Linked DNA regions of Homo sapiens: regions 1 and 2 are each linked to region 3. The links are chromatin loops, found by intact Hi-C in ENCODE. Cell type or tissue: endothelial cell of umbilical vein. All regions are shown on one strand. Links, peaks and the distances in the headings refer to the core of each region. The heading gives the core; the rest is flanking DNA.

The links. A loop is a pair of places that touch in the nucleus more often than their neighbours do. Peaks named below come from ENCODE experiments on the same cell type or tissue, not always from the same donor. Only the 100,000 strongest peaks of a DNase experiment are listed, where the experiment ranks them.
Region 1: a loop joins it to region 3, with 12 times the contacts of the local background. A loop is called at or near these places in 28 of 110 quality-filtered maps.
Region 2: a loop joins it to region 3, with 7 times the contacts of the local background. A loop is called at or near these places in 6 of 110 quality-filtered maps.

The regions. Positions count from the first base shown.
Region 1 is chr17:37,766,385-37,777,114 of GRCh38, forward strand. No RefSeq gene overlaps it. Among named protein-coding and RNA genes, the nearest start is that of HNF1B, 27 kb to the left of the region's middle. In endothelial cell of umbilical vein, for the core only: a CTCF peak has its summit at 4,749; a DNase peak (open chromatin) is centred at 4,737.
Region 2 is chr17:37,839,515-37,850,244 of GRCh38, forward strand. It overlaps the pseudogene YWHAEP7. Among named protein-coding and RNA genes, the nearest start is that of TBC1D3K, 80 kb to the right of the region's middle. RefSeq lists enhancers at 3,843-4,342, 4,678-5,178. In endothelial cell of umbilical vein, for the core only: a CTCF peak has its summit at 5,399; a DNase peak (open chromatin) is centred at 5,347.
Region 3 is chr17:37,694,487-37,704,819 of GRCh38, forward strand. It overlaps HNF1B (HNF1 homeobox B), which reads right to left. Exons shown (of 9, transcript NM_000458.4): 7 at 6,497-6,691; 8 at 4,590-4,708. It overlaps LOC124903989 (a long non-coding RNA gene), which reads left to right and starts at 8,339. Exons shown (of 3, transcript XR_007065733.1): 1 at 8,339-8,410; 2 at 10,254-10,333. RefSeq lists enhancers at 3,297-4,496, 6,059-6,559, 6,560-7,060, 7,709-8,908. In endothelial cell of umbilical vein, for the core only: CTCF peaks have their summits at 7,116 (motif pointing right) and 7,318; no DNase peak of the experiment used is centred there; H3K27me3 peaks cover 2,454 bases.

The DNA.
Region 1 (10,730 bases), core at 1,335-9,334, 71 kb after region 3:
AGTGCGCTGAGATCACGCCACTGCACTCTAGCCTGGGTGACAGAGTGAGACTCCGTCTCCAAAAAAAAGAAACTTGTCTAACATCATGTAGCTAAGAAGGGGCTGCAGCTCTTTCGATTCCAAAGTCTAATCTCCTTTCACTGTACCTCTGCCTCTGGGTTTAATGTTTTGCATTTTTTTGGTTTGTTTTTTGCTTTGAGATGGATTCTCACTCTGTCCCCCAGGCTGGAGTGAGGTGGCGCAATCTTGGCTCACTGCAAGCTCCGCCTCCCTGGTTCAAGCCATTCTCCTGCCTCAGCCTCCTGAGTAGCTGGGACTACAGGCGCCTGCCACCACGCATGGCTAGTTTTTTGTATTTTTAGTAGAGACGGGGTTTCACCATGTTAGCCAGGATGGTCTCGATCTCCTGACCTCATGATCTGCCCACCTCGGCCTCCTAAAGTGCTGGGATTACAGGCATGAGCCACTGTACTCGGCCATGTTTTGCATTTTAAGAAGCTATATATATATTCTCTCTCTCTCTCTCTCTCTCTCTCTCACACACACACACACACACACACACACACACACACACACACACACACTCCGGGATTTTGAAGATAAGTAGACTGAAGCACAGGTTGCTTAAATGATGTGTCCCAAATCCCTTCACTAGAGACTGGCAGACGAGGGACCTGAATGAAGCCAGGTGCTCTGACTCAAGAAAATGTTCTCTTACCCTGCAGCACCGCTTGTGCAGCGTGCCCCAGCTGACACGGTTTTGTAAGATTCCTTGAACTCTCCTAGGTGGGGCAGGCATGCCACACGTCCCCTCCCTGCATTGTTCATATGCTGCTTCCTATTTTCTTGCTCAACTCTCTTGCAATCTCTCTCAGTTCTATACATGGGAATTTCATCTTTCTAGCTGCTCAGGCCCCAAAACAAGAACCAATGACTTGTCCTTTTCTCTTACACCTGTATCTACTCCTTCAGCAAATCTGCCAAACTTCCTTCAACATAAACCCAGGATCTGACCACTTCTTGGCTCCTCCACCATTCTCCTTTCAGTCACACCAGGCATCTTTCCTGTCATCTTATTTGGTCCCTCTGCATCTTCCCTTGCTCCCTACAATCTCTTCTCCACACAGTAGCCGGAGGAATCCTGTTAAGTCAGAAGCCACATCATGTCTTTCTCTGTTGATAAACGCTCGAATGGCTTCCGGTCTCACTGGGAGCAAAAGCCCTATGAGACGGACTTGACTCCCCCCATGGGGCCTCCTGGCTCTTTCTGGAACACATCAGGACACATTTCTGCCCCAGGGCCTTTGCACTTGCAGTTTTCCTGCCCTGGGACCCTCTTCCCCAGATGGCTGCAGAGCCCACTCCTCAGCTCCCACAAATGTGTGCTAATTTGCCATCTCCTTGGGGAGGCTTCCCTTGCCCACCTTTATTAAAACTGCAGCTCATCTCCTACCCAATGTTCTCCAGCCCCACGCTCTGCCTCCTTTCTCCTTCTAAGCACTTATCACCGTCTGGCAAACGATGCATTGAACAAGTTCGTTTTATTTGTCATGTAACTCCCCAACTAGAATGTAAGCCCCACAAAGGCAGGGTTTCTCTTTTGGGAGGGGAGGTTCTGGTTTGTTCACTAATATAACCCTAGTGTCTACAACAATGCCTGGCACTTTGTAGCTCTCAATACATGGTTTTTTTGTTTGTTTGTTTTGAGACAGAGTCTCGCTCTGTTACCCAGGCTGAAGTGCAGTGGCACCATCTCACCTCACTGGAACCCCTGCCTTCTAGGTTCAAGTGATTCTCCTGCCTCAGCCTCCCAGGTAGCTACAGGCATGCGCCACCATGCCTGGCTAATTTTTTGGTATTTTAGTAGAGAGAGTTTTGCCATGTTGGCCAGGCTGGTCTTGAACTCCTGACCTCAGGTGATTCGCCCACCTCGGCCTCCCAAAGTGCTGGGATTACAGGCATGAGCCACCGTGCCCGGACCCAATACCTGTTTTTTGAGTGGATGAATGAAGGACATTCATTCCCTGTCCCCTGACAGGTCTTAGGGCCTCATCTCTTCCTGATCTGCAGACCGGATCATTTTTATCTCAGTCACATGTTCAGTCTTCTGAGATGTGGTATGGCCACTCATTTATCACTGACTCTCACTTAAGCCCAGTTCCTACCTAAGATGCTCTCCACAGAGGCTTGGGTGAGGCTGCAGTCATGCCAGCTTCTGCTCTCATCCCACATTCTTTGAGTTTAATGAGGGAGCCTCCCTCAGGCACCATCCTGGACCTTTTCATAAGACCCTGCCTTCACAGACAACATTCTCGGTTTCAGGAGCCATAGAGCTGTTGAAGGTCAACCATTCAACTTACTGAGTATTAATTATTCAAATGTGTCTGGTTGTACAGGAGGCCTTCAGCCAGCAATGAAATGGAGGGTGAACCAGGATGAGGGAGAAAGTTCATATTAATGGCACCTCTTTCCCCATCTCAAAGGGGTAACTGCCCTTGAAAGAGCCCCTGTAGTTCGGGGTTGAAGAGAGTGCAGGAGCACAGGAGGAGAGAAGGCTATTCAATTTGTAATTTGCAAAAAAAGAAGCCATTTATCAAAGTTTGTGCTTGAGATATTTAATAATAGAACTGCCCTTCAAGGTTTCCTTAAGGGTAATATTGCTGATTAAAAAGGAAACATGCTCTCTCATTTTGCAATTGAAGAAACAGCCACATAGAGTCGGGTGGTGATTCTCAAAGGACAACAGCAACCCAATCAATTCTACCCCTTGTATCAAGGGACAGTCATGTTCACCTCCATCCATGAGAATTATGTCCCACGCCATCTTTGCAGGAGTATGTCATCACGAAAGTTACCTGCCATCGAGACAAAGAAAAAGAAGTGAAACTCACCCACCACTCAAACCCCAAACAGTGTTGGGTCAGGGGTGAGAGCAGGGCAGGCAGAACTGGGCAGAACGTTAGCATTGGTGTCCCGGCTGGGATGGCCTTTAAAGGTCAGCCAGGGCAAACTTGGAGGTCACCTGCACTTGGGGAAGCTGAGGTGCAGAGAGGATGAGTGACTCCGGGGCCCTGGCCACACAGGGGGTTAGTGACTAAAAAGCAGCCAGAATTCTGTCACCGTGAGTCTCCACATAGAGCTATGTCCAGGGTCCTTAAATGACCTTGGCAACCCACTGCTTTTGTACCCTTATGTTCCACAGGAGGAAACAGACCCATAAGGCAGAAGAGCAACGAGGCCAAGGAGACCAGAGAAGATATTTAATGTGGACCTTTACCCCATTGGCTTCCCTTGAGTTTATTTAAGCAGGACTTTCGGTTCTTTCTCTCTTCCTTTCCTTCAGTGTCACAGCAACTTTATATCGATTTTGTCTAGTCCCTCAGGAAATGGTCTTGTGAACTTGAAAAACAAAGGCCTAAATTCACGGAACCAAGTTAGTTTCTAGCACTGTCTCTTCTGTTCCATGCCAGTGTTTCTGCCCAGAAAAATGGGGTCAGTTTGGTCAGAGTGGAGGGAAGAGGAGAGATTCAGTGGACTCCCCCAGAGTCATAGCTTAGCAATGAGAAGACAGGGATGCATAGGATAATCTCCCCAAATTAGACTATCCCACTGTTCTCAGCATACAGCGGGTGCTTTAGCAAATAATGATTGCATTGCTTTGTTAGGTGCCATGCCGGAAAATTTACAGGCTACCAATTTTACAACAGACCAATGGACAAGTATATTGATCACCCAACTACTCTATGTCCAGAGTTATAATTGGAATTGTCCAAAAGTCAAGAGACATATAGCTTTACCCTGGGGGGCCTTGAAATCTCATTGGGAAGCCAGTTCTATTACACATAACACACCTTGAGCAAAATACAGGACAGCTCCTGTATAAGACCGTGTAACATTGATGGGATTGTAGAGAGAGGATTTAAAAGCAATCTCTCTCCATCATCACGCCCATGTAACAATAATGATAGTAATAATCATAGCTGCCCTTTTTTGAGCAGTTAACTGTAGTTACTACCAGGCACATGCTAAGCTCTTTAAAGATATCATCTCATTTACTCTGGACAACAAACCTACCAGTACTAATATTATCTCCTTGTCAAAGGTCATGTAGCTAAAAGTGTAGAGCCAGAATTGGAATCTGGGCCCCTTTTATAAACCCTAACCCTAAAGCCATGTTTTTAGCATTGACACCCACAGCCCACCCTCAGCCACTCTAGTCCTCTGTGTGTAGGTAGCTCCTTGAAAGATGACTGTACCTTTTAAACTTTCTCTCTGCGTCCTCTGGCCACCATGTTCTGGTCCAGATCAGTGGTCCTCAAACTCTCGGACACCCACCACATAATAGAGGGTCCTGATGAGTGAGAAAGAAAGGGGAACTGCTCGTCATCTGTGTCCCATTTGCGTCCACCCACCCCTGGAAGTGAGGGCCACACACACACCCTGTCCCAATGTTGTCACTCAGGTGGAAACAAGTTGAGAACCACAGTTTTGGGGTCACCCCTGTTGCTCTCGTCCCATTTTGCACTTTCCCTTCCTGCTTTCCTGTGGCTGACCCTGCTCTGCTGATGTCTGTCTTAAACCCCAAGGATCAAACTGTTTCTGAAGCTCAGCCAACCAACTCTCCTTCATCTCCCGGGAGTCTCCTAGGGTCCTCAGGGTGCTCCCAGCTCCTGAGCCAGTTATTTTTCCCTAGGCGTGTTCCGATGTCATGAATGCCAAATCATTGCCCCCGCCTTGTGGCTGTGCCTGGGAATTACAGCTCTCCTGCTCGTAAGGACAACTGGGTGCCCAGAATACAGGTTTACGTTGCATCCCTCTCCCACTGCTATACTCACCCCGTCTCCCAGAGTGGAAGTACCTTAAGTTAACAAGCCCACTTGACATCCTCAAATTCCACCATGCCTTCAGGACACGTCAACATTAAAATCACCCCGGTACTGCCACTACTTACTACCACCACTCAATTCCTGCCACCACGACTAATACCCTACTCTGCAACCACTACCATTACTACTGCTACCACCACTTCTATCACGGTTAATATCACTACTACAACAACCATTACAACCTCTATTAATACTACCATTACTACCACTACATGACTAGTGCTATGGTCACGCCTACCACCATTAATACCACTACTATTGCCACTACCACCACCACCACTAGTGTTACTATCACTACAACCACCACTAATGCCACTACTATTACCATGATTACCACTATTAATACTGCTACTACTACTACCACTACCACTATTAATACCACCACCACCAATATACCACTATTTTTTTTTTTTTAAGAGTTGGTGTCTCGCTGTGTTGCCCGGGCTGGAATGCAGTGGTGCAATAATAGCTCACTGCAGCCTTGAACTCCTGGGCTCAAGTAATCCTCCTGTCTCAGCCCCCAAATAGCTGGGACTACAGGTGCATGCCAGCACACTTGACCAATTTTTAAAAATTTTTTCCAGAAATGGGGTCTTGAACTCCTGCCCTCAAGCAATCCTCCTGCCTTGGCCTTCCAAAGTGCTGGGATTACAGGTGTGAACCACAGCACTTGGCCACTATGATTACTATTAATTACACTCCTGCCATTATGAATCCCACCCCTACCACTGCCACTCCTACCACTGTTCATACCATTCCTAGTACCACTACCACCACCACTACTACTATTGCTATTGTTGCTGCTGTTACTGCTGCTACTGAAGACTTACTGTGCGCTTGGCTCATGATCTTTTTCTTATATTATCTCATGTAATTCTTACAGCAACTCTTGAAGTAGGAAATATAATTATCCTCATTTTACAGATAAGATAATCAGGACTTGGGGGCTGGGCATGGTGGCTCACACCTGTAATCCCAGCACTTTGGGAGGCCGAGGCGGGCGGATCACGAGGTCAGGAGATCGAGACCATCCTGGCTAGTGCAGTGAAACTCCGTCTCTACTAAAAATACAAAAAAATTAGCTGGGCGTGGTGGTGGGTGCCTGTAGTCCCAGCTAACTCAGGAGGCTGAGGCAGGAGAATGGAGTGAGCCTGGGAGGCGGAGTTTGTAGTGAGCCGAGATCGTGCCACTCCAGCCTGGGTGACAGAGCGAGACACCGTCTCAAAAAAAAAAAGATAATCATGACTTGGGAGTCCTTTGAATTGTCATAGCTCCCTCTGCTAGTAAGAGGCAAATCAGGATATGAACCCAAATTGTCTGGCATCAGAGCCCATGCACTTAACCCCCAGCGTGAGGAAGCGACACTGGCTTTGGAGTCAGAGAGACCCAGGTTAGACTCCTCACCTTGCTGGGTAACCAGGCGAGTGAGTCTTCTTTGTAAGATGGGGTTTCCCCTTGCAAGGCTAGGGTTCTTTTGAGAATTAAATGAGATGATATATATCGGGATGTCCAATCTTTTGACTTGCCTGGGCCACATTGGAATAAAAATTGTTTTGGGCCACATATAAAATACACTAACACTAACGATAGCTGATGAGCTAAAAAAAATAATGTTTTAAGAAAATTTACAAATTTGTGCTGGTCTGCATTCAAAGCTGTCCCAGGCCACATGTGGCCCATGGGCCATGGGTTGGACAGGCTTGATACATATGAAACATGTAGCAGAAAGGCTGCACGTAATCCGCCCTGCCTCCCAGGGAGCCTGGCTGACCTGTCTTGTGAGTCTCTGCTCACAGCCAACAATAGGTCCTCTGCAAGAACCTACTGTTGGATAACTCACTCTCCACTCAGGCCATACATACAACTTGTTAATGATTCATTCCTTCCTTCATTCACCCACATATCACACATTTATTGAACACCTCCTATATGGTAGGCATGGTGCTTGGACCTGGGGATGTGGTCACTGCCCTTGTGTCATACACCCTACTAGAATTTTCTGTGTGCCAACTACAGGACATGCAAAGAGCAGTGTGGAACAGTTGAGGCACAGAGCATCTGGTGAGCTTGGAAAGGGGGATAAAACAAGAAAATCAATGACTAGGCACAATGAAGATGAAGATAAACATCTTAGGAGATTGGGGAATGGATAGTCTTATCAAAAGATAGAGACATCCCACTGGTGGAAGAATTGGGCAAATTCTGGTGGCATCAGTTGGAAGGAGCGGAAGGAAATGGCAAAGGTAGCAGCTGGAGAAACATCCTGGGTAATTAGTTTTTTTCACTGAGGGGCCACTGAACCTCTTGCTCATCCTTCACTATTTAGAGAGCACTTCTAATAACCAATGATTGTCTCACAGCAGCTTCACTGGCGTGGGGAGAGCTGGACCTTAGCGGCTCCTCCACAATCAATGGATAACCACATGGAAACACTCCTACTCTAACCAGGCTCTGTGCTGGACTCCAGTCCTCATCACTGAGAGGCGGGCTTCCATGCTGCAGATGAGAAAATGAAGACTCAGAGACGTTCGGTGACTTACTAAAGTTACTGAATGCAGAAGTCAGGATGCAAACCTGGATTCATCTAGTGCCAAAGGCCACATTCTTTCCATCATGGAACACTTTTCTTTTACTGAGAAGGCAGGAAGCCTGGTGAACTCTCACTCAGTTCTGATCATGCAGGCAGAGGGCCATGTTCTCCATATAAAGGGGACAGTGCCTAGAGCCACACAGGGTGTTGAGAGGCTGAAACAGACTTTGGGTGGTGTGGTGTTGTGAGAGGCTGCAGAGTGCAGCAACTGGTGTCAGGCAGACCTGGACTTGAATCTCAGCTGGGCAAGTTTTTTTGTTTTAACCCCATTCAAAAATGCCAGTCCAACTATTTCCCTCTGTAATCATGTTTTAGCTGCTATACACATTTTAATGAAAATTATAATCGTACTGTAGGTTTAAGCCTTGATTTTCTCACCTGCAAGCTGATAATGTCTATTATAGGATTGTACATGGGGATGAAAACAGTTAACACAGGAGGAGCTCCACAAAGCACAGGCATACAGTAAGCACCCAATGCATATTTTTCACTAGGAGAAGGACCTAGAACAATGCTGAGGACATTGTTCTAAGACAATGCTGGGGTGCTCAGGATGTGGCTGCTAATGTTTCACTTTTTCTGGAGCCTGACAGAATCCTGGGCACTGTACCCCTAACTGATATAGTCAAGAGGGTGTTTCATGAACTTATGAATTTTTATAAGGTTCTACTTTTGCAATTTCATGTAATGCTCCAGTGCCGTTGGACACGTCAGCTCCTGACCTTTCAGTTGGTGAGGCACTTCCCATAAACAGAGCCATAAAAGCCCACTGGTTTTCTCCTTGGTGTGTGAGTTTGTTTGGTGCTCTCCCTTTCTCCTTCGCCATTTGAATAGTGATGTCATTATTCCAACGTCCTCTCACCTCTACTGAAAAAGGCCTACCAGTGACTCTCTCCTGGGTACTCAGCAACACTCTGGAGGGAAGTTGTGGTTTCAGCAAGGTGCAAGCATCATGAAACCGAGAGAGAACTGGCAGGGTGGAGAACTCACCCAAAGGTAGGAGAGAGAGAAAAACACTCACATGCTTTTATTAAGCTTCAGACAGTGGTCAAGTCAGTCTTTATTATTAATTTTTTTAAGACTTGCTGTTAAGACATTAGCATAACACCATTTAAGGAACTATAAATAGAATAAAGCACCACCCATTCCCCACGACCAAATGCTAGCCCAATTATTTCCATTTAAAAGTGATCACTTTTAAATGCTATACATATTTTAATAAAAATTATAATTATACTATAGGTTTAATTTAATTTAATCTCCTTCTCTTTCCCTGAATGTTATTTCAGGAAGGGTTTTTTTTTTGTTTTTTTTTTTTTTTTTTGAGATGGAGTCTTGCTCCATTGCCCAGGCTGGAGTGCAGTGGTACCATCTTGGCTCACTGCAACCTCTGCCTCCCTGGTTCAAGCGATTCTCCTGCCTCAGCCTCCCAAGTAGCTGGGATTACAGGTGTGTGCCACCATGCTCAGCTAAGTTTTGTATTTTTAGTAGAGACAGAGTTTCGTCATGTTGGCCAGGCTGGTCTCAAACTCCTGGCCTCAGGTGATCCGCCTGCCTTAGCCTCCCATAGTGCTGGGATTACAGGCCTGAGCCACCATGCCCGGCCCAGGAAGGCTTTTTCGACACTGCTGCTTCTTCTTCCTGCTTATCACGGAAGCTACTGCATCATGGCTTGTTCCTGGGACTCAGTGCTCCAGCATCTTGGTTGCAAGCAATCCCAGGGGTGAATGGAACAGGCAGAGGTATCAGAGTCACAAAGCCTTGGGTTCAAGCCTTGCTTCTGACACTTACTACTCAAATGACCTTGGCTCAGTTACTGCTTTGTGCTTTGAGCCTATTTTCTCATCTGTGAAGTGGGAGGTCACACAGACGTGGCAGGGTTACTGTGAGGTTTAGAAGTAAAGCATGTAAAGGCCTGGCAGAGAATTTCTTCAGCCAATGGTAGCTGTTCTTAGAGATGTGCTGTTGTTGACCTTATTGTTGGACAGTTCTCGATGACGCCATGATGGGTATCTTTTATAATGTCTGTTCTTTTTTTGACTTCTCTTCTGAGGAAAAGTTCCAGGAGTGGGATTTTTAGCCCAAGAGTATAGACATTTTTGTGGCTTTTGACATGTATTGCCAATTTGCCTTCTAGAAAGCTGATACGAATTCACATAATCATTGGCAATGTAATTAGTATTTGATCCAAAGCTAGTAGCAAAAGTAGGTGTGCAACTAGTGACGTTAGTAACTCAGGTCAGTAATAAGTAGGTTCTTTAGGAACCAAGAGGCTGCAGTTTGTGGAATTTTGATGTTGGAAGCCAGAAATTTGAAGACAGTAGGAAGTAATAGAAATTAGGCTGGGCATAGTTGCAGACCAGCAAAAGGCAGATATTTACCATCTGTGAGTTTGTTAACGCATATATTCCTTCAGGGCTCAAGTATTTGATATTAAAACAGGATTCTTCCTAAATTTATTTCTGGTTTAAAACCATATCAGTGCTATGATCTTTTCATTTATATTTTATGTTTTCTAACACATCTCTTGAGTGGGGTGGAGAGAGCACTGTGTTGAGAATTGTTTGATCTGGATTCGGGGACTGATTCTCTCATTACCTCACAGTGTAATTTGGGGGAAAATCGCTGCTTATTCCCCAAATTCCTATGCCTTCCACAGTGAGACTCACTGCTGTGGCGGCCATGTTCCTGGTGCCTGATGGTTTACAGCTTTTGAGCTTTCAAAAACCAGTCCTGAAGTTCTCTGTGACAATACGCCAAGGGGACTTAATAAAAAATTTCTGTATTTAATTAAATTAATTATTATTTTTTGATAAGGAGTCTTGCTCTATTGCTCAGGCTGGGGTGCAGTGGCACAATCTTGGCTCACTGCAACCTCTGCCTCCCTGGTTCAAGCGATTCTCCTGCCTCACCCTCCCGAGTGGCTGGGATTACTGGTACCTGCCACCATGCCCGGCTAATTTTTGTATTTTTTAGTAGAGACAGGGTTTCGCCATGTTGGTCAGGCTGGTCTCGAGCTCCTGACCTCAGGTGATCTGCCCACCTTGGCCTCCCAAAGTGCTGGGATTACAGGTGTGAGCCACCGTGCCCTGCCCATTGTTGTATTTTAAATGCATTAAAAATACCCTATGGATATTTGCAGGCCAGTCCTCTCTTCTCCTTGCTGGACCTTGGTTTCCCTGGAAACCAAAGGGTTGATTTAGGCAACTGTTGAGGTCCCTCCTTCTCTGAAAGTACCCCCACCCCATGCTAAG
Region 2 (10,730 bases), core at 1,165-9,164, 140 kb after region 3:
AACTGCCCTCCTCTTGACAAAGCTGTAAAGAGCACGGCATAGCAGCAGTCGGGAAAGAGCATGGACAAGAAAGGTCCTTCGGGTGGGGCAAGGCCCACCTGTCTTGCCCCCTAAGCTTTGCCTCCCTCCCTGCATGGGCTTTGCTGTCTCTGTGGGGACCTGTTGGAGGTTGCAGGGCTTGACTGCCAGTGCCGGAGGCTTCTGTGAGCATCTGTCCTGTAAATACCCAGGCTCCATTCTGCTGCTCAGCCCATGCCGATGCCACCTGACTTCCTGTGAATGAATGGAGCACTGTAAAAGGAGTCCAGCTCGGCTGCCCCCCATGTGACTGTCTAAGAGTCACCTCCCCTCTCGAGGAGGCAGTGGGGTGGGTGGACTAGATGATCCCAGAGGCTGCTTTCAGCTCTAACGCCCCAGTTGCTCCTGTTTTTTGTTTTTTGTTTTTGAGACGGAGTCTCGCTCTGTCGCCCAGGCTGGAGTGCAGTGGTGCAATCTCGGCTCACTGCAAACTTCACCTCTCTGGTTCACACCATTCTCCTGCCTCAGCCTCCTGAGTAGCTGGGACTACAGGCGCCCGCCACCACGCCCGGCTAATTTTTTGTGTTTTTAGTACAGACGGGGTTTCACCGTGTTAGCCAGGATGGTCTCAATCTTCTGACCTTATGATCCGCCTGCCTCGGCCTCCAAAAGTGCTGGGATTACAGGTGTGAGCCACCACGCCCGGCCTCCTGGTTTTTTTTAGACAGAGTCTCTCTCTGTCGCCAGGCTGGAGTGCAATGGCCCGATCTTGGCTCACTGCAACCTTTGCCTCCTGGGTCCAAGTGATTCTCCTGCCTCAGCCTCCTGAGTAAGTGGTATTACAGGTGCCCACCACCATGCCCAGATAATTTTTTGTATTTTTAGTAGAGTTCAAGTTGGCCAGGCTGGTCTTGAGCTCCTGCCCTCAAGTGATCCACCTGCCCTGGCCTCCCAAAGTGCCAGTTGCTCTTTCTGACCCGTTTGAGAGCAAAGCTGTGTGAAGGTTTTCCTCTCAGGTCCTGAATTTTCAAGAAAATCATGTTTGGAAAGACCAGAGTCAAGCATAGTAAAAAATAACAAACTTGAAAATAATGACTCTTTGTGTTTTGATTTCTCCTAAATCCGGCTTCTGTAACTGTACAGTAACAGGGCAGTGCAGGGAACAGCACCGGACAAGAGAGTCTCCAAATCCTTAATTCCATTCTGCCCCGCCCCGGACTAGCAGTGTCATTGGGGTGAGTCATTTTTCCCTCTGTAGGCCTCAGTTTGCTGATCTGTAAAATGGGGATATTTAATGCCTTACAGAGAGCTTGCCATGTGCCTTCTCCAGTACTAAGTAGAGAGACAGGTAAATAAGACAGGATCCTAACTTTTTTTTTTTTTTTTGAGATGGAGTCTCGCTCTGACCCCCAGGCTGAAGTGCAGTGGCATGATCGCGGCTAACTGTAAGCTCCACCTCCCGGGTTCAAGCCATTCTCCTGCCTCAGCCTCCCGAGTAGCTGGGACTACAGGTGCCCACCACCATGCCCGGCTAATTTTTCTGTATTTTTAGTAGAGACGGGGTTTCACCATGTTAGCCAGGATGGTCTTGATCTCCTGACCCTGTGATCCGCCTGCCTTGGCTTCCCAAAGTGCTGGGATTACAGGCGTGAGCCGCCGCGCCAGCCTAATTTTTTTTCAAAATTTTGGTTTTGCTTTAGGAGAATTGCTTGAACCTGAGAGGTGGAGGTTGCAGTGAGCCAAGATTGCATCAGTGCACTCCAGCCCAGGCAACAGTGCAAGACTATGTCAAAAAAAGAAAGAAAGAAAAAGGAAGGAAGGAAGAAAGGAAGGAAGGAAGGAAGGAAAGAAGGAAGGCAGGCAGGCAGTCAGGCAGGCAAGCAGCTTATTTGGGAGGTGATCCCCGGAAACACTGGCAGAGAGAGAAGTCAGGTAGGGAAGTGAAAGCAGTCAATACAGAGTGCAATTTCAAGCCAGCTACCATTATGAGCTTCATCCCAATAAGGAGCTCAACAACTCTATCCAATGACTTCTCTCTCCTTTCCCACAAAACATCTGTGACCAGACACTTGGCTTAACCTCCACATTTCTCTGCATCTTTATATAGCTTCTCCTCCTTTTATGATAACTCAGAGGAGCAGATATCCCCTTCCTCTGAACAAATGCCTCCACTTCAACTCTTCATCTACTCCCTTTCTACCCCTCCAAAACCTTGCTCCGCCAGAGGCCCCCTGCCTTTCTCTACTCCCGCTCCCTCTTCATCCTCATTCCTTGATAACACTTTGCAACCTGACTTTCATTTCCCCTTCTTCCTCCCATGCACTGAGGCTTGGGGGCTTTACTAAGATGCTTTTCCCAGAGGATCCTTCCTCGAGTTTCCGATACACGTCTATCCACCTTGTTTCATAAACAGTCTATTATTATTCACTGCTAAAAAACTCTCATCTCAAAATGTTAAGGATCATCATAGCTACATAACAAAGTTGTGGTAAGGATTCGAGGTTAAATACACTGTCTAGCAGAGCCTGGCACAAAGAGGCAGTCAGTACACAGCAGCAACCAATACCATCACCAAGCTTAATTATTGGAGTTTGCAACCCATGGGTGATCAGGACAGAATATGACAAGAAGGAGAGCTGTTAGAGGCAGAAGAGTAGTAGTTTGGGATCATTTTACAGAACTGCAGGAAGTCAGTGTCACCAGAGTTCTTGAGATTTCCCAGTCTCTTGGACATTGGTGGTGATGGGCGTTCTTAAGGATGACGACTGTAGTTAGAAGAGCTAGTTCCACAATCATCACAACAGTTTTTCCCTCTTAAATAGAAAGTGCTGGTTTTCCATGTCAATACTAAATGTTCAGTAACAACTGGCTGCAGTTGACATTCCCAAGCAAAAGCAGGGGTCAAGCCCTATCCAGTAGAGGAACCAAAGCAGAACCAGCCTTGCGTGGTTGGTCATCCGGCCACTGAACTTTCTGCCACAAAGTCAAAGAGGTTTGGGACTAGCACGAGAATAGAACAGCAGTGGGATGAGTAGACAAGGGAGCCCACACACAGACCCGCAGGAATGTACAAATGAAGTACATGGGCACCGAGGCATTTCAAAGCCGTGAGGAGAGGATGTCTTGATTATTAAATCAATGGTGCAGGGATGATTGACTAAGGGCTTGGAAAGGCATAAAGTTCCCGTCTGTGCCTCACATCCCATGTCCAAATAAGATTCAACGTCTAAAGAGTTACACATCAATCAACCAGAAATTGGAAAACAAGTGCCTGGCTTATTTCACTTAGCATAATGTCCTCCAGGTCCATCCATGTGGTTGCAAATGGCAAGATTCCCTTCTTTTTTAGGGCTGAATGGTATTTTCTTGTATGTATACACCACCATTTCAATAAAGAATTGGTTAAGTGATTGTATATTGATACAATGGACTTTTATATAGTCATGAAAGTCATGTTTTAGAATAGTCAATGCTCATGATCTATTCTTAAGTAAAATAGTAAGCTAAAAAAACATATAGCTCCAGGAGTTGAGCAAGAGAGGCACCCTGCCTGCTGGGCCTGTCTGCTCCCCTGAGTTAGGCACTCCAGGAAGGGGTTGAGAGCATCTGAGTCTTGGGGCCCAGCCCTGAGGCCCTCACTTTCCCTGCCTACTAAGGGGCCCTCAGGAACAAAAGCAGAGCCAAGGAGTTGTACAGCTATAGAGTCCAGTGTGCTCAGCCCCTCAAGTGTGTGATGGAAATAGGCCCAGAGAGGTCAGGTGACCTGCCCAGGGCCTTCCAGCCCTCACACAGCTGGAATCAGGATCCACGGCCCCCAGCCTGGAGCACTGGACATCACATTTCAGGGGAAGTGGGGTGCTGGGCTCACACGTGAGAGGTCTTGCTAGCTGCCAGCCTGGGGCTCACCCGCCTGCTGTCCACCCCTTCAACATCGGTAGTGGGACTCACAGGCACGAGGCTGGGGCCTTCTGCTGCAGACACAAAGCATACCGCCACCTGAGGTCCAGGGTCATGATTCAAAACCTACTAAGTGCCCATCAGTCCTTTCCCAGGTTGAAGGGAAAACAGGACTCCAGCCCCCACATAGTGCCTGGCCACCTGCTGCTCATGAGGCCTTGTCTCCCCATCTTTAGGAAGGCTTTGTGTGTGTGAAAGTTTTTGCATGCACTTGTCTTAAGCATCTTCACGGCCCTGCAAGGTGGGTTTGATTGTCATCCCCATCTTACAGGTGAAACAGGTTTCCAGAGTCTGAGTAGTTTGCCAAGGCGGGGAAGGGGTGATCCAGGACTCAAACCCAGGTCCTCCAACTGCCACTTTCTCTGACTTTCTGGGGGTCAGTAACCCCAGTCCCTTCTCTCCTAGCCTGTCAGAGATTCAGCAGAGACCCCAGGTGGAGGCTCAGTGAGCTCTGGTGTGTGATAGGGACCTGGGGTCTTGTCACTGTCCTGACACCTTATCCTCTAGGTGGCTTTGAAACCATCCGTGTCACTTTGGGCTTCACCAGAGTTGCCAATCCCAGCCTCAAAATTCAGCCACCCCACCCCAACCTCTGGGGGCTGAGGCAAAGACTCTTCTTTTCTCCACAAAGCTAGAATGAGGACCTTCTGGGGGCCTAAGGTAAGAAATGGTCTATTTCTAAAGGGCCTGGTGTCTGGGTAAGCTCTGTGTATTTTCTTACGTTTGCTTTTTGGGGAACTTCATTCAGAGGAGACTTGGCAGCCTCTCTGAAGACACGGAAGTGATCAATGGCAAAGCTGCAAGAGGCTGTAAGCCCCACCTAGCATGACTTCCTCATTAGGCACATGGGGAAACTGAGCCTCAGTGGGTGGAACAGGCCTGCAGGGGCACAGTTGGGACAAGAACTCCGAACTCCAGGGCCCTCTACAGCTCAGGCTGTGCAAATGGGGCTGGTCCCGAAAGACGGTCCGGGCTGATGTGGGGACTGTCAGGCTGTGAGACGGGGCTCACTGGCCAGCCAGCCCAGAGGCAGCGTAGGCGCTCTGGCAGGAGACCCCCCCCAGGAAGTTTCGAAACCTTCAGCAGGATTTCAGAACCGTTCTAGACCCCATGCAGATTGTTTCTCTGTTAAAGAAGGCGCTTTAAGAAGCTGCCGAAGAGGCTCTGCCTTTGACCGTCAACAGGCATCTTTCCTCTAGTCCATCAGCCCACAAAGACAGGAAATCTGATGGGGGGAAAAACAAATAAAGTCATGCCAAAGTCGGGTGTCAGTAACCAGGGGGGCCGCCTGAGGCGTCGCATCCAACCCCCGCCCAGGTTTCCGCCCCGGGCCAGCAGTAGCCAGTCCCCGAGGGCCCATCTTCCAGCCCTGAAGCGGTAAACGCCTCACCTCTAGTGGCGAGTGCGAGGAACCGCACCCTAGCCCGCCTGACTGTCCAGCCCCGGGTGGTGCCCATCCTGCCTGTTGTTCCCTCTCAAACCAAATAAACCTCCCGACGTATGGACTCTGGCTGTCGTAGATGCAGACTCTCCTGCAATGCTTAACACCGTTTTGCTACCACGTGACGGCTGCAGACACTGTCCTCAAACTGCAGCCCCACAACGCAATTTTTGTACTTTCATCTGACATACCCGAAGGTGTCCTTTTTAAGTCTTGTTAATATTCATAATGACGTATAATCCAAAGTAAATGGAAATGTCATATTGTGATTGCAATGGAAACGGCATATTGCGACTGCATTGCCTTGGCGAGACTGTCGTCCTAACAGATTTTGAGGGGGCGGGGATGGTGGCTCACGCCTGTAATCTCAGCACTTTGGGAAGCCAAGTTGGGAGGTTCACTTGAAACCAGGAGTTCGAGCCCAGCCTGGCCAACATGGAGAAACCCGTCTGTACAAAAAAAACAGAAAACAAACAAAAAAAAACACAAAACCAATTAGCCGGGTGTGGTGGCACGCACCTGTAGTCCCAGCTGCATTAGAACTGAAGATGGCTCCCCATCTCATACACGGTGAAAGCCAGTCTTTATCAAGTTCTACATGTAGCTGGTGCAGTGTTTCACACCTGTAATCCCAGCACTCAGCACTTTGGGAGGCTGTGGTGGGTTTCACTTGAGCCTGGGAGATAGAGGCTGCAGTGAACCGAGATCACTGCATTCCAGCCTGGGTGACAGAGTGAGACCCTGTCTTAACAAAAGAGACTTGGAGGGGCTGGAGGGGAAGGTGGAAAGGCAGAGGAAAAGGCAACTGGAACTTAGGGTATGGTCTTGTTACTCTTCACCAGGAACCATTTGAGGTAGGCCCCCAAGTTACAGATGGGGAAACTGAGGCCCAGAGAGGTTAAAATACTTGTGCAGAATCACACAGCTGGCTGATGACAGAAGCACGACGCAAACTGAGGCCTCCCAAGACTTTCTGCACCAGGACCAGCCAGCCATGCTGTTACCTACTCATTCAACAAACAGCTGTGGAGTATTGACTCTAACGTCAGTCCCTGCCTGGGCCCCTGAGAGACAGTCATCAGGGAGATCATCTATGAAGACACAATAATGGTATGTTAGAAGGTGACCAGTAGCAAAAACTATGAGCATAAAGGAACTGGGTGGGCAGGCAAGGTTATGCTTAATAGGCAGGTCGGGCGGGCCTCAAGGTAAGTGTTGAGCTAAGACTTGGAGGGGCGGAAGGGAGCAATGGGGACACCTGGGGAAAAGGTTCTGAAGGCAGAGCCATGCTTGGCATGACTGAGGAAAAGCAAAGTGGCCAATGTGGCCAGAGCAGGATGGGGCAAGGGAAGAACAATGGATGGGGGCAGAGGATCGGACCCAAGTCATGTAGAAACTTTTTTTTTTTTTTGAGACAGGTTCTCATTGTATCTCCCAGGCTGGAGTGCAGTGGTGTGATCATGGCTCACTGCGGCCTTGACCTCCTGCTTTAGCCTCCTGAGTAGATGAGACTAGGCATGTGTCATCATGCCTGGCTATTCTTTTAATTTTTATTTCGCAGAGATGGGGTTTTGCTATGTTACCCAGGCTGGCCTTGAACTCCTGGGCTCGTGCAATCCCACCACAGCCTCCTAAAGTGCTGAGTGCTGGGATTACAGGCGTGAACCACTGCACCAGCTACATGTAGAACTTTATAAAGACTGTTGCTTTCACTATGCGTGAGATGGGAAGCCGTCTTGAGTTCTAAAAGACGCCCAGTAGAAGACAAACCTGTCATCTGGGGCAGGTCAGCAGGCCCAGGTTGAAGGTCCCTCTGTTGGGGGCCTGCCAGAGGGTCTGGCCTTCAAGGCCCAAATGGCATCCAGTATCCAGGGTGGCGGCAGCTCGGTCCCCACCAGATCCCTCTGCAGCATGACTCCGCTGAAGGTTCTGGCTGCCGACTCCCTTAGGAAGCCCCTGTGTGCTGGCCCAACTCTCCAGGCCTCCAGCTCATTCTCTGAACCACCTGACACCCCTTCCCATGCATTCCTTTTCTGCTTATGTTAACCAGAGTGGGATACTGTTGTTTGTGACAAACAGCCCCGCTTGGTACTCTGACGTGATCTATCGTCCAGGTCTCAACTCAAGTGCCCCTGTGAGGCCTGCCCTGCCAACCCCAGGCACTTCCACATCTCCCTGCTTTCTGTTCTTCAGGGCGTTCATCACCAAAAGCATCTTGTGTAGTTATTTCTTCCTTTCTCTCACCACTAACCTTCATGAGAGTAGGGGCCATACCCACCATTACCCCCAGTAACCCCAGGGCCTACACCAAGGCTGAGGGAACAGGAGCCTGCTAATGAGTATTTGTTGAACAAATGGGTAAAAGCTGCTGATGTGGACGTTTTATGAAAGGAGTCGAAGCCATGTGTCTAGAGCGTCAGTTCTGATGATGTTGGGTCCAAGCCCAGATGTGCGTGTGCAAGAGCCTCGGTTCAGCTCCAGAAGACTCCTGGGGTACAGATGAGAAAGGACCCCAGGGACCACTGGCTTATCCTGAACAGAAAAAGGGAGAGAGGAGGCCAGGCGCAGTGGCTCACGCCTATAATCCCAGCACTTTAAGAGGCCAAGACAGGAGAATAATTTGAGCCCAGGAGTTCAAGAAGAGCCTGGGCAACATATCGAGGTTGCATCTCTACAAAAAATTAAAAAAATAGAAATTAGCAAAGCCTGGTAGCACATGCCTGTGGTCCCAGCTACTCTGAAGGCTGAGGCGGGAGGATCACTTGAGCCTGGGAATTCAAGGCTGCAACGAGCTATGATCGCACCACTGCACTCCAGCCTGGGAGATAGAATGAGACGCCGTCTCAAAAACAGAAAAAAGAAACAGCCTTATTGAGGAATAACTGATATGCACAGAACTGCACGTGGTTAATGTGTACAATTTGGTAAGTCTGGACATTTGCAAACACCCATGATACTGTCACTACCCTGAGGGAATAGACATAGCCAACACCTCCCCAAGTTTCCTTGTGTCTCTTTGGTTTTGGTTTTGTTTTGGGTTTTCCCGTGTGTGGTAACAACACAACAAGAGACCTACCCACTTAACAGATTTTGAAATGTACAGCATTGTTATTCATAGGCCCTGTGTTGTACAGCAGATCTCTAGAACGTATTCCTCTAGCATAACTGAAACTTTACACCCATGGAAAAACTCCCCGTTTTGCCCACCCTCCAGCCCCTGCTAACCACTATTGTATACACTGCTTCTGTGAGTTTCACTGTTGTAGATACCTCATAAAAATGGAACCATGCGGCCGGGCGCGGTGGCTCACGCCTGTAATCCTAGCACTTTGTGATTGGGAGGCCGAGGTGGGCAGATCACGAGGTCAGGAGATCAAGACCATCTTGGCTAACACGATGAAACCCCATCTCTACTAAAAATACAAAAAATTAGCCGGACGTGGTGGCGGGCACCTGAAGTCCCAGCTACTCAAGAGGCTGAGGCAGGAGAATGGCGTGAACCGGGGAGGCGGAGCTTGCAGTGAGCCAAGATCGCGCCACTGCACTCCAGCCTGGGCGACAGAGCGAGACTCCGTCTCAAAAAAAGAAAAAAAGGAACCATGCAGTATTTGTCCTTCTGTGCCTGGCTTATTGCACTTGGCATAATGTCCTCCAGGTCCATCCATGTAGCTGCAAAAGGCAAGATTCCCTTCTTTTTTTGGGGTTGAATGTTATTGTCTTGTATGTCTCTACCACCATTTCTTTACCCATTAATCTGTAACTGACGCTTGAGTTGTCACAACACACTTTCTAGGCTGATCCATCAGTACATGGGTGATGCAAAATGGTAGCCTCCGGTCACAATAGCTGACATCTTTGATTCCAGCACTTTGGGAGACTGAAGCAGGTGGATCAGTTGAGCCCAGGAGTTCACGATCAGCCTGGGCAATACGGCAAAACCGCGTCTCTACGAAAAATACAAAAAACTAGCCGGGTATGGTGGCATCCACCTTTGGTACCAGCTACTCAGGAGGCTGAGGTAGGAGGACCGCTTGAGTCTGGGGGACAGAGGCTGCAGTGAGCCGATAGCGCACCACTGTACTCCAGCCTGGGCAACGGAGTGAGATCCTGTCTCAAAAATTACACTACAATACACTACACTACACTACACTACACTACACTACACTACAATACTAAAATAAAATAAAATAAAATAAAATAAAATAAAATAAATAAAATAAAATAATAAAATAAAATAAAATAAAATCGGTGGCCTCAACCCCAAGTGTGAGTGGCTTTTCAGTTTGGCTCTCCAGGGCTGCTCAGGAGCATTTCCTGTATCTCTTAATTTAGCTTCTCAGGAGAGAAATGACAGCACAAGTTATGACTCATCTCCTTAAGTCAAGTGTCAGTGATGTGGTGACATCACATGGTAAAACCATGGCTATGGGCAAGGCACACAAAGCCAGACGTGTCTTTCCCAGGAAGTCCCTGACCCAGTGGGAAAGGAAGAAGGGAGAGGTGGCAGCCAATGGAAAGAAGGGGCAGGAGCCAAGCAGGGCCACAGGACCCGAAGCAGAAATGATTCAGAAAGCAAAGACTAATAAACAGCCAATAGCAAGACACTTAAAAAAAAAAAAAGAGAGAAATGACCTACATGACCAAGAAAGGGTGAATAAATTTCACTATGGCCATCTGAAGGCTAGAAAGTTATGCAGCCATTGCTGTTTAATGATGAATAATGGTGTGGTATCTTGCAAATGTGTAGGGAACACAGAAGGATGAAAATTGAGTTTAGACTGAGTTCTTTTTCTTTTCTTTGAGACAAGGTCTTGCTCTGTTGCCCAGGCTGGAGTGCAGTGATGCAATCATAGCTTATTTCAAGCTTGAATTCCTTGGATTCAGGCGATCCTCCTGCCTCGGCGCCCCACCCAGAGTAGCTGGGACCACAAGTGTGCACCACCATGCCTGGCTGAGTTTTATTTTACTTTTTGTAAAGATGGGATCTCACTATGTTGCCCAAGCTGGTCTCAAATTCCTGGATTCAAACCATTCTCCCTCCACCATGAGCCACCGCCCTGGTGTGATCAGTGATGTGGAGCTTCTTTTCATGTGTGCTTGTCTTCTTTGGGGAAATGTCTAAGCCTTTTGCCCAGTTTTGAATTGGCTTCCTTGTTTTTGTAATTGTTGAGTTGTAGGAGTTTTTTTAATATGTTCTAGATATTAATCCCTCATTATACATACAATTTGCAAATATCTTCTCTCATTCTGTCAGTTGTCTTTTCACACTTTTTTTGGTCTTTTCTTTTGAGATAGGGTCTCACTCTGTCACCCA
Region 3 (10,333 bases), core at 2,334-10,333:
AGCTTTGGCAATGGGTAACAGGCAGAGATTGGGAGTTTGGAGGAACAGAAGAAGACAGGAAGATGAAGGAAAGTTTAGAATTTCTTAGAGACCTGTTAAGTGGTTGTGACCAAAATCCTGATAGAACTATGGAGAGTGAAGGCCAGGCTGATGAGATCTCAGATGGAAATGAGGAACTGATTGGGAACTAGAGCAAAGGTCACCCTCCTTACGCCCAGGCAGAGAACTTGGCTGCATTGTGTCCATATTCTAGGGATCTGTGGAAGTTTGAACTTCAGAATGATAGCCTAGGGTATCTAACAGAAGACATTTCTAAGCGGTAAAACATTCATGATGTGGCCTGGCTGCTTCTAACAACCCACAGTAGCTACGGAAGCAAAGGAATGACTTACATTTGGAATGTTGGAATTTACATTTAAAAAGGGAAGCAGAGCGTAAAAGTTTGGAAAATTTGCAGCCTAACCCTGTGGTAGAGAAGGAATTCAAGTGGCCTATGGAGCAACAGCTTGCTAGAGAGATTAGCTTGACTAAAGAGGGCTGCATGCTATAGCCAAGACAATGGAAAAAAGGCACTGAAGTATTTCAGACATCTTCTAGGCAGCCCCTCCCACTAGAGGCCCAGAGGCCTAGGAAGAAAATATGGTTTTGGGGGCCAGACCAAAGGCCCTGCTGCCCTGCACAGCCTTGGGACACTGCTCCCTGCATACATGCTGCTCTAGCTTCAGCCCTGGCTCAAAGAGCCCCAGGTACAGCTCAGACCACCACTCTAGAGGGTGCAGTCTGTAAGCTTTGGTGGGTTTCATGTGATGTTAAGCCTGCAGATGCACAGAATGCAAGAGTGAAGGAGGTTTGGCAGCTTCCACCTAGATTTCAAAGGCTTTATCAGAAAGCCTGGGTGCCCAGGCAGAAGCTTGCTGCAGGGGCAGAGCCCCCACAGAGAACCTCCACTAGGGCAGTGCTGAGGGGAAATGTGGGATTGGAGCCCCACCCGCCCCACACACAGAGTCCCTACCAGGATACTGCCTAATGGAGCTGTGGGAATGGGCCTGCCACCCTCTAGACCTCAGAATGGTAAAGCCACTAGCAGCTTGCAACCTCAGCATGGAAAAGCCACAGGAACAGAGCTGCCCAAGGCCTTGGGAGCCCACCTGGCACACCAATGTGCCCAGGATGTGGGACATGGAATCAAGGATTATTTTGGAGCTTTAAGATTTAATGCCTGCCCTGTTGGGTTTCAGACTTGCATGGGGTGTTACCCCTTTCTTTTGGCCAATTTATTTCTTTTGGGATGGGAACGTCTGCCCAATGCCTGTACCACCATTGTATTTTGGAAGTAAGTATATAGTTTTTTTATTTTACAAGCTCATAGGTGGAAGGACTTGCTCTTGAGTCTCAGATGAGACTCTGGACTTTGAGTTAATGCTGTAATGAGTTAAGACTTTCAGGGACTAGTGGGAAGGGATGACTGTATTTCTCAATGTGAGAAGGACATGAGATTTGGGAGGCCAGGGGTGGAATGATATGGTCTGGATGTGTGTCCCCTCCAAATCTCATGTTGAAATGTGATTCCCAGTGTTGGAGGTGGGGCTCAGTGGGAGGTAATGGATCATGGTGATGGGTGAGGAATTCATGCTTGAGTTAGTTCACGTGAGATCTGGCTGTTTAAAAGAGTCTAGGGCTAGGCATGGTGGCTCACACCTGTAATCCCAGCACTTTGGGAGGCCAAGGCAGGCAGTTCACTTGAGCGCAGGAGTTTGAGACCAGCCTGGGCAACATGGCAAAACAAAAAAAATGCAAAAATTTAGCCTGTCATTGTGGTGTGCGCCTGTAGTCTCAGCTACTCTGGAGGCTGAGGCGGGAGGACTGATTGAGCCCAGGAGGTTAAAGCTGCAGTGAGCTGTGATTGCGCCACTGCACTCCAGCCTGGGTGACAGAACGGGACCCTGTCTCAAAACATAAAAATATAAATAAATAAATAAGAGCCCAGGGCAGGGCCTCTCCCTTCTCCCTCCTGCTCACACTCTCACCACGTGATGCACCTGCCCTGTCTGCACCTTCCGCCATGCTTGTAAACCTTCTGAGGTCTTCAGCAGAGGCAGATGCTGGCATCATGCTTCCTGTGCAGCCTGCAGAACCATGAGCCTTTGAACCTCTTTTACCCAGCCTCAGATATTTCTTTATAGCGAAGCAAACAGACATCGCTATAAGCAATAAATCTGAACACGCCAGAAATGAATTTGAAATTCCTGTTGGAATATAAGACCTTAAAACAAAACCAAAAAAGCAGAATTGCCATCAGGTCTCTTTCAGAACTCACTTCTGACCCTCTGCCTTAGGAACAGAGTTTGTACAAACTGTCTTCACCTTGGGTACCTTCTGCTGTCAGGAGGCAGCACCTTTACCCTCATTTTACTTCACTGTGCCTTTCCCATTCCTCCTTCTCTTTCAACTTGTTGGAAGAACGTTTCCTGAGTGGAATATGGCAAGTGAACTTATTTTTTACTCTTGTTCCTGACCACAAAGACAACAAGAGTGGCAGCAGTTACCGTAGAATTTTAAAGATGGTAGTGGAAGGCAAGTATGTGGAGTCAAAGACCAAAGCCTGAAGGTCCAGCACTAGAATTTATCATCTGTGTGACCTTGGGCAGGTCACTCTTCATCTCTGGGTTTTAGTTTATTTCTTTGTACTTAGGAGGTTGCAGTAAAAAGAAAACAATGAGACAATGTTCATGAGAAGTATAAACTGTAACGTGCCACGTGAGTATTTTTCATCCTTACTGAGTGTAATAATCATCCTCATCATCGCAGAAATGAGTCTATTGCCAGACTCCTGAAATGTCTGGGGACATGGAGACAATGTCACAGCAGTTCTGGGAGGCCACTCATGCAGCTTCAAGGTTGGCTGGCCACTCTGTCCAATGGAGAGGAGAAGCCAGTGGGGGGCTGGTGCAGCGTCTCAGGGAGCATCTTAAAGTATTTTGATTAAGAGACCATTTCCTGAATTCAGACGACTTGTTTCAACAAGCAACCATCAAAGTCAACTTGGGAAAGACAGGAATAATTAATCATGGTCCTGTCTGGGGCTGACCAAGCGGCAGATGGATTGATAAACCTTTCAAAGGGGAAGGTATTCCCAAGGAGGGCCGCTGCGCCTGGCTGCCCCCCTGATTGAGATTTGTGAGCACAGATAAATGTTTTCCCTGCCCACTACAAAGAGTGGGAACTCGCACGGGAGTCGAAGGGCAGGGTAGTGAGGGGTTGTCCTTTCATCTTCTATTGGGTGAGAGAAGAGTGGCAAAGCAGGTCCCACACACCTCTCCCTCTACCCCCAGCTCCAGAGCCCAGCTGCCCTGGTCGTGTGTGTGTTTCAGTGCCCAAGACACCAGTTACTTAATCTACGCAAGCTTGCTGAATCCTCAGAAAAAGCAGATGTTACAACTCTCACTTTAAAGATGAAGAAATGAAGGCTCAGGGAGGTCAAGGTCACCAAGCAAATGGCAGAACCAGGAATAGAACCCACCTGCTCCACTGCACTCTAGGGCTGGAAGGAGATCGGGGCAAAGGAAAGGATAGAGAACCCTGATCCCATGAAGGAACCTCCTGGGAAGCCCATGGCAGTGGATGAAGTGTGATTTGCAGGGCTCAGATGAAAAAAAGACCATCAACAAGACCAAATTCTGAGAGCTTCTGACATGAAGTTCAAGGTTGTCACCTACTTATCTAGTAATCGATAGAGGCCAAACAGTTCCCACACTGCACAGACCCCAGCTACTAAAAGGTCTCATTGTGTTACTCTGGAATCATCACCTGTGTTCAGACATCTTGTCCTGTTTTCTAACTCTCGGTGTCTTCTTGCAGTCCAGCTGTCCAAGCTGCAGCAATGAGCCTCGCCATCAGCTGCCTGTCTACTATTCCATCACCTCTATTCAGAGGTGGGACTTAGTCATCAACTGAAACAGTGACTAAGCCTCTGGATTCCCCACTTTCAGTGCAGCAGGAAGTTGATTCTAAATTTCTTGATAAAACCCCAAGTGGATGCTTACCCCTGGAAAAGCCAGGCTGTCTACTGGGGAGTCCCCATGGGTTGACACAACTGGGTCATTCCCAGAGCTTATGGCATTCTGGGTCCAGGGGAATCAGCCTCAGGACCTCTGACTTCCTACTCACTTTCTCCGCTGACTACTTTGTGGATCCTCAGGGATCCCTCTTGCAAAGCATGAACCTCAGCAGGGGATCTGTCCTCCTGAGCCCTCCTTGGAAATACCTTTTCCATGGACCATTGATCATTCTATTAGGGAACACTCAATCTAAATGCCTAAGCGCTCTATGTCATCCAGTCTCCAGCAACCTATCAAACTTCTGTCCTTGTTTAGTGCTCTTCCTGGGGAATCTGGGGGAGCAATAAGCCCTTTCAGCCTGTGGCCCTTTTTTTTTTGCCCTGGGACCTTAAGGATTCCCTTTGCAAACAACAGGGAGCCTCAGAAGGACCTAATTTCTGGCCGAGTCCATGCTTGCCACAACCTCTGCACATCCATGGCCTTATCACACCCTGCCCACACCCCAACCCCCGCAAATCCTGCTGGCATTACCTGTTTACTTGAAGACATGTTGGTGAGTGTACTGATGCTGCTGGTATCTGTGACCACCATTGCAGATGGAAACCGGGAGGTGTGGGAATACTGGGGGGGTTCCTGCTTGTGTGCGTACACTGGAGAGACAGAGTGAAGACAGAATCAAGGTGCATACACAGGCAAAGACACAGGTACAGAGCCCCCATCCCACACCATAGCTCCCATCTCCTCAGGTAGATAAAAGGGCTGGTGGTTATAGTGGGGATTTCTCATATTAGTTATCCATAAGATTCATGTAAATTCCAAGTCACATAACCAACTCCCGAAAGCATGTGGATGCTTGGCTGTGAGGGAGAGACCACCTGCTCTCAGAACACAGGGCCTACCAGGGAGGCCTCCGGTACGGAACGGGAGCAAAGGTCACTGGCTGTTGCCTCGGCTTGCCCTTCTCATGCAGGGAGGCAGGTTATTTCCTGGTCCAGGGCACCATGGGCTCTCTCTTCATGGGCGGCCAGGCCTGCTGGGCCTCAGCAGTCCACAGGTCGCTGGTGACCACTCTCTGACTATCCCACCCAGGCCTCGCCACTGAGGAAGCCTGGCCAGGTGAAGGGATGGGGTAAGTGGGGAGCACATCACCAGGCTCTGGGAGGAAGGGAAGTGGGGCACATGTGGTCTCAGACTCTGCTACAGGCTGTGGCAGATTTTCAGAAGCCACTAAAATGTGATTGGAATGTGAGATGGTGCTCAGAAACCAGCTCCACAGGCCCGAGTGGGGATTGAGCCCTGAAGATAGAAGGCTGGACTTGGCTGTTCTCCCCCAAACCCACAGCTTATCCGATGCAGCTAGGGAAGAAACACAAACCTCTTTCACCATCATTGCCTTCTAAGAGTCCCTTTATAAATAATCTTTATAATTTTTTATGCTTACCAAACGCAGTTTACCCCTATGTTTATTTCATATTCATAATGACTCTAAATGCATACTATTTCCATTTTATGGATGTAGAGATTGGACTTAGAGTGGCTAAGTAACTTGCATTAGGCTACACAGCTGGTAAGTATCACAGCCAGGATTTAAATCCAGGTCTGTCTGATCTAAGACTAGTGCTTTATACTGAACACTTCCTTGGGGTTTCTGAAGCAGAGAAGCCACGATTCCTCCCCAAACTCCTGTGTCAGGGGCTATAGCCAGACCTGGCCAGAGGATTGGAAGCCTGGGACTCAGGATGAAAGGCAGAGAAACAGAGGATGGGATTGGATGGGAAATAAGTGGTCGAAAGGTAGGCTTGGGGTAGGTATAGAAATTGGATATGAGAAACAGTCTGTGTGCAGAGATGCAGGGGTGGCATGGAGGAAGAAACTCTAATGCCCAGGATGGCATGCCACTGGTATTTTTCACTTGTGTTCATGGTTCTTGATTAGAGATGTTTGGGGTGTATAAATTGGAGGACACGGGACTCTAGAAGATTCTTCTCTTTTAGGGAAGGCAAACAGGATGCAAATTAGATGCCAATTGTGATCATTTGATAATGGCTGCTTGGAAGTTTAGATTGCAAAGGCTAAGTTGAAGTTCACTGGGAAAAGGTGCTGGTGGTTTATGGACGCGATCTTTTCCAGAGGTGTTGGAATGGGAAATTGGCGGTGTGTGTTCCACATGCTGTCTGGCTCCAATTCCCCTTCATCTGTAGGCCTACACTGTCCTCTTCAAACCCTTCCCTGGGAATCTCAGGGGTAGAGAAGAGGACTAGAAAAGGTACAGCAACACTCAAGAGTTATGCTTGAGAAATTGTCTTAGTCGGTTGATCATAGGCAGGGAAAAGTGACCAAGCCAATAAACTTCCGAGAAAGTTCAGACCCAGAGAGGGAAAGTGGTTGGCCACTGAGGGTCCTGAGTGCTCCCTCCCTCCACATGCCCGTGTCCTTACTGTGTGAGTTCTGCAGCTGAGTCACAGCTGCCATGAAGGGCTGCTGGGCCATGTGGCTGCCTGGGCTCTGCTGCATGAGGGGCTGCTGGTGAGGGCTGTGCAGCTGCTGGGAGAACTGGACGGGCTGCAGGGCTGCCAGGCTGCCGGCCACACTGTTGATGACAGGGACACTCTGTGCTTGGGAGGTGTTGAGGCCTGTGGGAGCAAGAGGAAAAGATCACAGACAGCTCCTGGGATAAGGAGAGGTGGATGGATGCCATCATTTGAGCCCCCGCTCAATGTCCCAGTCACCGGGCTGAGCCTGTTACATAGGAGATTCCATGGGAGGCAAGTGTAAAGAAACGGAGACTTGGAGATATTAATTTACTTGCTCAAGTTCCACAATGAGTTGTGGGTTGGAGATGGGCATTAAACAGATCTGATTAAAGCCTGAGAGTCTCCCAGAGTCATCCTGTGACCTCCCAAACTTAGCTCTCTTGAGGTTACCAGGGCTTTGGAAAAGCTGGCTCTACCTGCCCACTCCATCCATGCCAGGCTGTGAGAGAGGCTTGCCCTGGTGCCCGCAGGGCAGAGTTAAAGATGTCCACACTGAGGCACAGGTTATTGCCCAGATCGGTCTGTCCAGTAGAGGGCAGGAGTGTGCAGGGACCCAAATTTTGACTAAAAACAACTTCCATAGTCCCGGGAGTATGAGGTTGGGAGACCCTTATTTAGTAGACTGTACAAAGACCCCCAGAGAAATCAGGTGCCAACTCCCTTGACTGTAACAGAGAGGGGAGAAAACACTGGAACTCAGCCAGTCTGCGAGGCGGGCATATCTTATGTGGCAGCATAGGGCTTGTGGCACTAAAAGGACCAGGTTTTAGAAAGAGGAAGTAGTACATTAAAGGTTGACTCTTGGCATTTATAGTGGGTCTTCCCATCTTTCTGTTCTGGAGATGTCAGGGCCTCTGTAACTTGGAACTGTGTATCCTGAGGCCTCTTTAGAACCCGGGCCAGCACTCTGAGGATTGGATCCCCTGGTACCCATGCTCTATCTCCTCCCTGAGAGCGACACGGAGGAAGACAGCTAAGGTAGGATCGGAGTGGGGACAGGACGATCAGGAGAGAAGACACCTGGACCTGCTTCCTGGGGTCGATTGTGTTCCTGTGTTCTTGCTTTCTGGGAAGTTGGGGGAAGAATGGGATGAAGAAGGAATCCAGAAAAAGGTCTGTTTTAGGTGGATGTGGAAGGGACACCTAGAGAGGCTTTCCTGAAATGGAGACGGTTTCATAGGCAGGTTTGAGGGAAGTCATCAATGGAGATAACACGGAGTCCTCAACAATTGCCTACTCAGAGCTTTAGCTGATACTGTTATCAGAAACCTAAAAGGCGAGACCCCTGAGCAGAAAGGACAGGGGATGAATCCTGCTTCTGGCTCTCCTGGGTGGGGGCTGGGGGTGCCACCCTCTGATCACCCTCAGAACAGCACTGTCTCCAGTTCCCCAGGGGGCTCAGCGTCTCCTCAAGCCAGCATCTCACCAGATACCCTGATGACCGATGACCGTGTTTCCCTTTCCTACCTCCTGCTTATGGTCTCAGTCTCCCAGAAAGCTCCATGAATGTGCCGTTTTTGAGAAATCTTTGAGAGCACTGCTGCTGCTCTTTTTGAGAAACTGCTGCCCAAAAAAGCAAATGATCCTGTCTAGAGTGGATGACATTTGAAGGCATAGTTCTGAAACCTGCATGTGCTTCAGAAATCATCTGGGGGAGCTCTTTAACAAATATACATTCCTGGGCCCCACCCAAGACCTAATGAGTCAGAACCTTCAGAGGTGGGGCCCAGGAATCTTATTTTCAATGCAGTCTGTGATCCTGATGTGCCTCAATTCCAGGATTGAGAGCCTCTGATGTCATTCCAGCTCCCTCAGTGGGTAAGTCTTGACCTTTTCATCTGTTTCTGTTTCTGGGCACTGGTTCTTGCTTGGGAAGTATGCTATCCAGTCCAGGGAAGAGATGAGAAAGAGAATAGGATGAAGAGGTGAGAATGAGTAGAGAATAAGGAATTGGCCCTGCCAAATAATTTGTTACCACCTTCTCCACAGGCTTCCGCAATTCTGAGGCAGGGCCCATGGTACTCAACACATCAGTCAGTTAAATGAAGATGCCTGCAACCAGTTTCTCATCCTAACACTCCATAGTGTAGGACCTCTGTGTCTCAGCAGTCTTCTGGTGATTCTCACCATTTCTCATGCTCTGTCTACCCCAAGTGTACACAGATATGTACACACACAGCCATCCTTCTGAGGTCAGTGTGCACTCTGGTGCAGCCCATCTGAATAGGAGATTAAGGAGCATCGTGAAATGATAGAGAAATATGAGTAGAGGAAATTAGAAAGAACAAAATGGAAAGATGCAGACTAGCCCCAGGGAAAATTTTAATTCAGATAGTATATATATATATATAACTGTATGGCAGTGAAAGCTTAGAATGGAAAGAAAGAAGTTAAGTGGGACAGTTTGTTTATTATTTTGGTTGCAGAAATAAGTGGAATATCTTCCCCACGGGCCTTTTAATCAAATCTTCTAAATGGCAAACAAGCTGGTTTTAGGTATCTTATCTCATTCCAAACTCTGGTATTAGTATAATTACCATATTCCATATACCAGAGGGCCCAGTCAAAAGGCAATACATTTAAAATGATCATTTATATTGTGAGTTCTCTAAATGCTTCCCCATTCCCATTTTCCTTCTGCCAAAATCAATGCACTGTGTGTCAATTTCCAAGCAGCTAAGGATAGAGTGAGAGCCACACATATTCAATAAATTTGTGTGCCTCCAATGGGCTTAGCCCTGTTCTGACCTCAAAGGATGTGTAAGTCATTCTCTTCAGAAGTGAGAATCCAAGTTCCGACCCTAGCTAAAGCTGATTTAGGGAGAGAAGAGGGAAGAAAGAAAAAGGCAGAAACAAAACAAAGAGGTGGCCAACATGAGCCCTAGATACAAGGAAGGTAAGAGGACAATGGAGCAATACAAGGTTGAAAGAAAGATGACCAATGTGTTACCCTTAGATCTCTCCCAAGACATCCAGCAATACATCCAAGGGTCACAAGGATGGTTTTGAGAAACAACGACACCTGAGCTGTCATAGTGAAGCTGGAAATATGCTGAATACTCATCAACATTAAAACTCTCAAAGAGATATCCACAACCACAGTTCCCTTCAGCCTTCTCATGCCTCAAGATGGCCCATGTATGGGAGGGCACAGGCTTGCTGTTGAATATGAGCCTCCTGGAGCTGGAGGGACCTGATCCATCTCCGTGTCTTCAGGCGTGTGATGTGCCAAAGCAAGCTTTTTCTCCTTAAAGTTTTCAAAGCTCTCAGATACAATGGCAGTTTCCCTCTGGATCCTCCCTTGGTGTATTTTCACTGCTGGCCAAGGAGATTTCATATACCACACAAAACTCCCCATTTAGAAGGAAACCTGTCATTCTTACTTCATCATCACCAAACAGAAAGAACCTCCTGAAAAATCTACCACCTACTTAGTGATAGGAATGAACTCAAGACAAAGTGTAAGCTACGATGTTATACATATTCATGCTTTAGAGATTTATAAGCATGTTCATATTCACTGTCAGTTGATCACTTTAACAACCTATTTTATAGATGAGGACATTGAATCTCCTGAAGGTTCAATGATTTGACCCAGGATGCACAGCTGCTAAACTGTGACCAGGATCCAAATCCATTCCACAATTTTCTCTTGTTTTAGGCTAAACAATCCAAATATTGGATTTAAGGAGACAGATGAGAAACTAAAGAAGTTAAACCAAATCTACTAGTCGTGGGTGA